Regions from separate parts of the Homo sapiens genome. Here region 2 is linked to region 1. A link is a loop called in an ENCODE intact Hi-C map of the cell type or tissue named here. Cell type or tissue: PC-9. All regions are shown on one strand. Links, peaks and the distances in the headings refer to the core of each region. The heading gives the core; the rest is flanking DNA.

The links. Peaks named below come from ENCODE experiments on the same cell type or tissue, not always from the same donor. Only the 100,000 strongest peaks of a DNase experiment are listed, where the experiment ranks them.
Region 2: it touches region 1 in a loop (11-fold over the local background); 2 of 110 quality-filtered maps call a loop at or near these places.

Annotation. Positions count from the first base shown.
Region 1 is chr1:24,264,807-24,267,721 of GRCh38, reverse strand. No RefSeq gene overlaps it. Among named protein-coding and RNA genes, the nearest start is that of GRHL3, 53 kb to the left of the region's middle. In PC-9, for the core only: no CTCF peak of the experiment used is centred there; DNase peaks (open chromatin) are centred at 511 and 1,061; H3K27ac peaks cover 845 bases.
Region 2 is chr1:24,318,052-24,320,966 of GRCh38, reverse strand. It overlaps GRHL3 (grainyhead like transcription factor 3), which reads right to left and starts at 1,610. Exons shown (of 16, transcript NM_198173.3): 1 at 1,399-1,610. The coding sequence starts at 1,415. All of the region lies in intron 1 of GRHL3-AS1 (GRHL3 antisense RNA 1), which reads left to right. In PC-9, for the core only: no CTCF peak of the experiment used is centred there; a DNase peak (open chromatin) is centred at 1,546; H3K4me3 peaks cover 1,979 bases; H3K27ac peaks cover 2,500 bases.

The DNA.
Region 1 (2,915 bases), core at 106-2,605:
GACCCTGTCCCCTCAAAAAAATGTATATGGGAGGATGTGCATATGTTATATGCAAATACTACATCATTTTATATCAAGGACCTGAGCATCCTCAGATTTTGGTATCCCTGTGGGGTTCAGGAACGAATCCCCCTCAGACACCGAGGAATGACTATATTTACTGAGAAGTTACTAACGCCAAGAACTGTGCTAAGCCCATGTATAGATTGACTCCACAGTTCCCCAAGTAGGTCTGTGGTCTGAGGTATTAGACCCACCTGCTGTGGTCCTGAAAATGCAGGATTTATATTCATATCATTATTCCAGGGATCTCATTTGTGGCCAAGCTAGGGGATATCAGTGCACATTTAATCATTCAACAAGTCCACAGGTAGGACTTTGTATATTAGTTTTACAGAGTGGGAAAGTGAGGCTCTGGAAGCATAAGTGATGGCACTAAGTTGACAGTCCCTCTGACTTCACAGCTGGGCACCTAGGCACTACAGTCCAAACACTGGCAATAAATATGGCACCACCCAGTGACTTAACAGCTGCCCCGGATTCTACTTTATGGATTACCTCGTACTAAGTAAACACAATCTTTCCTTTTTACCTTTTCTTTTCATTACTTTGGGGTGTGACATGGACTTGGGTTCCAAACCGTGGGCTTAAAATCCTTTCTAGATGTAGCCAGAGTGAAGCACCACTTCAGTAGCAGTTAATTACCTTTAATGATAATTGGTAACACTAATAATTGCAGCTCCCATTTACTGAGCGCTTACTACAGGCCAGGCCCTGTGCTACGGGTGATGTGTGCCCTTTGAACACATCATCTCCTTCATCCCGCCCAAGTGAGTGTGGGCTGGGGATATTCACATCGCCCTCAGCTCCCTCCCTCCCTCCCTCCCGGGTATGCGGGGAGACAGTGATACCATCAGTCAAGCCTGGTGATTAAGCATCTTGGGCCTTTGCTACTGTTTCCATAATAAGGTAGTGGCTTTTGACCTACTTCCTGGGCCAAAACCCTCTCTGGGGATTTGATGGCTCTGTGTAAAACCTGACCCGTGGTCTATCTCCTTGTGGTCAAGAATCAGGGTGGGGCAGTGGGCGCTGGTGGAGAGAAAGGGGGAGGAAAGATTGCAGCATGAATCAGACCCTGGCTCCACACTTAATGGTCACCAAGAAGTCTGCCCCACCGTGGTGGCATTCCAGAGGCCAGAGGCCAGTGTGACTACTGCAGCTGGAATCTGACAACTGTGGCTTCCACCATAATGACACCTTGAGAGACGCTTGGTGGTCACATGGGGTGTGTTTTCTTCCCTACTTTTCTCTCACAGTCTTTTCCACTCTCAGCCAGGCCCTTGGGCTGTCCCTGGGGAAGGGAGCAGAGAGCTATTCGAGTAGAATGCTTGGTAGGCAAGCACTTCCTCTGGGGACTCTTGTATTCATGCACTCATTGGTTCCTCTGTACATCCATCCATCCATCCTTCCATCCATCTATCCATCCATCCATCCATCCATCCATCCATCCATCCATCCCTCCCACCCTCCCTCTATCCATCCATCCATCCATCCATCTATCCATCCATCCATCCATCCATCCATCCATCCATCCATCCATCCTTCCATCCATCTATCTATCCATCCATCCATCCATCCATCCATCCATCCATCCAACCATCCATCCATCCTTCCATCTATCCATCCACCCACCCATCTGTTTATCCATCCAGCAAATGACTATGTCTAAGGCACACTTGTAGATATTTGGGGCTATGGGAAATAACAAGGAGTAAGACACAGACCCTGCTCTCAAGGAGCCTGCACTCTCACGTGGGAAATAGAAGTAAACTGACAATGCCGTAAACTTTGGGAGTAGTTTCTAGGAGACATATTAAGCTGTGCTGAACAAGTTCATTTGAATTACTCAGAGCCAGTTTGGCCTCTGGAGGCACACATCCCTGCTCAGATCTCAGCTCCACCAATTATCATCTGCATGGCCTTGGGTAAGGCACTTCACTTCTCTGAGCCTCAATTCCCTCATCTGTAAAATGGGAGTAATTATAATACCTACTTCACTGAGTTGTGAGAATTAAAAGGAATATGTATGTACAGGACAATGCCTGGCCTGTAGTAGATGTGGAATCATCGGTTAGTTCATTTCTCTTTTCTTCTTTAAGCTCTCTGGGGGGTACAGAAATGGATAAGCTCTAGTTCCTATCACAAAGGGACTTAGAATGTAGTAAGAGAGAGTGACCGTGGGTTTAGCCCTTGCTGCTTGCCAAGTACCATGAAATACTTCCTGTTTATTTTCACATTTAGTTTGTACAACACAGTGAAGGCTTTATAATTCCCATTTCACAGATAAGGTAATGGAAGCTCAGAGAGTTAAATGACTTGCCAAGTTTGCACAGCTAATAAGTGGCAAAGCTGGGATCTGAACCCTGGTTTATTTTACTGCCGAGTCCACAGTCAAACACTAGGTTATAGTGTCTGTACACAGCTGTGCATGGTAGAAGGTAATAAGTATCCTAATAAAGTGTCAAACATATTGTTCTGAAAACATGGAGAAAGAACTTCTTGGAGAAGATGGTATTTGAGCTCCATTGTGAAGGAGAGAAATCTAGAATATCAGTCTCATTTCACAGAGATCACAGGTGGCAACTGTGGTCTTCCAGGCAGACAGCACAGCTTGGGTAAAAGCATGAAGGCGAAAAGTGTGCAGTGCTTTAAGGGAGTAATCCCAGAATCACATACCATTTATAAAACCTGAACATCATGTTAGTCCGATCCCATTATGTCACCGGTGACAAAACCGAGGTCCTGGCCCAGGCCCCGTGGTAGTGAGTGGCAATGCTGGGGTCAGCCCAGCATTGTTGGAGTGCAGAGTGTGGGACAGATAAGGCTCACCAGAAAAGTGGGAGTCAGATTACAGA
Region 2 (2,915 bases), core at 274-2,773, 53 kb before region 1:
GCAATCACTATTCTAAAATTGTCAAATCCTCTAACAACCCCATGAGGTGGATACTACTGTTGGCCACTATTTACAGATGAGGATTAAGGGACTTGCTCAACATCACACAGCTATAAGTGCTAGAGCTGGGACTTGAACCCAGGTGTCAGTACCAATGCTCCTGCTCTTATTCTCATTGCGGTCCAATTGTCAATACATTGTCAACCCCGGGAAATTCATTCAAAAGAAATGTGCCTGTTAACCCAAGTGATTGTGCTGTGAACATGAAGAGCTGAAGGGCTAGCTAGAACATAGAATCCGGTCTGCAGTCAGGACCTAGCACTGCTGTCTGCCCACAGATCTTCAAGTTCTTAAAAGTCTGTTGAGGAGCAGTTAGAAAAAAGATGGTACAATCCTTGCCTCTGCCCACTCACCTCTGAGGGTGGCAGGAAAAGGAGAGCCTGTGTTTAAAGGATTCTGGCTTCTCCTGCCAGCTCCCTGAACCCAATCTAAAGCAGCCCAGATCCCAGCCTCACCCTACCTTCTCTAAGGTCTGGACCCCAAGAAGGACATCATGGTGAAGATCAGCATCAGTCAGTCAGGATCTTAAATCTCAGATGTGGGCAGGAAGGCACATGCATCCTCCCAGCCAAAAGAGGTGACCTACCAAAAATCACTTCTCATCTTCCCCAGCCTTAGAACTGCCTCTGAATGAGAGGAACCACATTTTACTGAACGCATCTTCAGACCATAGCTTTATGCTAAGCATTTTACAGCATTTATCACACTTAACTCTTTCCAGAATTCTACAAAGCATTCTTGTACCCATTTTCCAGATGAGGAAAATGAAGCCCAGAAAAATTGAATGTCTTGTCTGAGATCACCCAGGGACAGAGCCTGGATTTGAACTTAGGTCAAGCCCACTACAAAGAGTACACATGCTTAACCACCACACTGTAACCTTCCCACTTGGGACTGTTCCAACCCAGCAAACAAGTCCCTTTAGAGAAACCCAACTCTCTGCCTAAGACAGCTCTTAGAACTACCTTAAAGAAGTTCCTTTTGGCAAGAAGATAGAAAGCCTCGATGGGATTGGGGTCGTCTGATTTCCAAGGCCCCTTCAGAGGATCAAAAAGTGGTGCCAGAAACCTTCACAGTTTCAGTCTTGTGTTTCCCTGCCTGGCTCGAAACTGCTCAGCAAAGAGAATGAGAAAAACTATTTTCCCAGGGAAACACTCACCTCTAGCTTGAGACTGGGGCTTGCCTTGACACGCCAAAGTAAGATCGTCAGCCCATTCATTTACCCTTACAAATTGCTCTGTGAATCCCGGTGCCGGCCTCCCCGCTCTTCCCCCTCCAGGAAACCCCATCCAGCCTCCACGCTCTGAGAGCGGCAGGTATCCACCGATGTTTACTCACTCAAGTTCATTCGACATCTTCCTGCTCCCAAGCTCCGACGATCAGCACTGAGGCTCTGCTGACCGCTTGTCTCTAATTCTTGCCTGACACAGACATTCTCTGCCCGGGAAAGTGTTTGATTTATGTTGAGGTTTGGGTGTCGAGATTTTGCTGACAGGTAGGTTCCCAGCAGCGCTGGCGCTGATTGGCTACAGGTACAGGTGCCGGCGACTGGAGGTATACCTCAACAGGTGCAGCTGTTAACTCTTAGCCCGCCGAGGAGGGCGGAGCTATGGGGGACTGGCTGGGTGGAGCTGGCCAATTCCTTCCTTGGTGAGGGGGTGGGGGGTGGAGATGAGGGAGGAGGGATGGAGAAGAAAATGTTGGAAAGAAGCAAGATAACTAGAGGAAAAGTACAGGGACAAACAGATAACTTGGCTTAAAGGAAAACTTGATTCCTGTTTCTAGTCATTGTCCCAGATACCCAGAAACATCCCCACCCCCAAATTTCTTTGCCCCCTCCTTCTGTACCACTGGGGAATTCTCAAAGGAGAGAGCAACTTTTCCCAGGTAGATCTTTGTATAAGTTCCCTTTTTTTCAGTTTCCCCTTTAAGGTAATATTTTTGAATAATCTTTTGCAGTTACTCAAGTGACTTCTTTTGGTTCTTAAAGTAACCTACCGTGGTAGATTTATTATCGCTTCCCCCTTCCTCTTCAACACATATTTTACAGATGAGGGAGGAAATGGAGGCCAGAGAGGCAAAGTGCCTTGCCCAAGGGCACAGCTAGCGAGGTCCCAGCCCAGATCCAATCTGCAGTCATCTCACTCCAAGTCTGGCTGCCCCTTGGGCTGAAGTCAGTGGCCTCAATTCAGTAGACATTCATTGAGCACCCGTTGTGTGCCAGACCCTACTCTGGGTTCTGGAGAAACTGAGGCCAGAAAAAACAGGGGTTACTGTTCTAAAGGAGTTTACAATCTGGGGGGTGTGTGTTGGTGGCAGGGGGTGGGGGAGTAAAGGAGAACAGGCTTTTATTGGGTGTGAAGGGGGTGTGGGCAAGCCACATACCTCTGGTCAGCACAGAAGGGATAGAAAAGTTGAAGGCTCCTCTGAAGCCTCAGCCAGCTGGTCATTTCACAGGCTCCAAGTGCTTCGTTCTGTATTGGGAACTTGGGAGAAATTCAATGCCTGTCAGATGAAGTAATTGTGGAGTAATTGCTGTGAGCTGTCTACTATAAAGAACAAGCTTGGTAAACCCCAGAATATCCACAAACACAAACAGGAGAATGTAAGAGCTTTTTAAAGAGCTTCTTCCAGGATTAGTTTGAAATTAAATCTAAGCCAGAGATCTTGGCATCTTTTTTTCCCTCTCTCTCTTTCTATTCTCCCCTCCCCCACCCTTCCCCTTTTGGCAAATTATCTCTTTGCTGTGTCTTCCTGGAAACCTCAACTTGGCCCACTCCTCTCTCTCTTCTCTGGGAACGGCAAGTGAGGTTTCAGCTACCCCTGCCAATTTATGGAGGTTTTTCAGGGTAAAG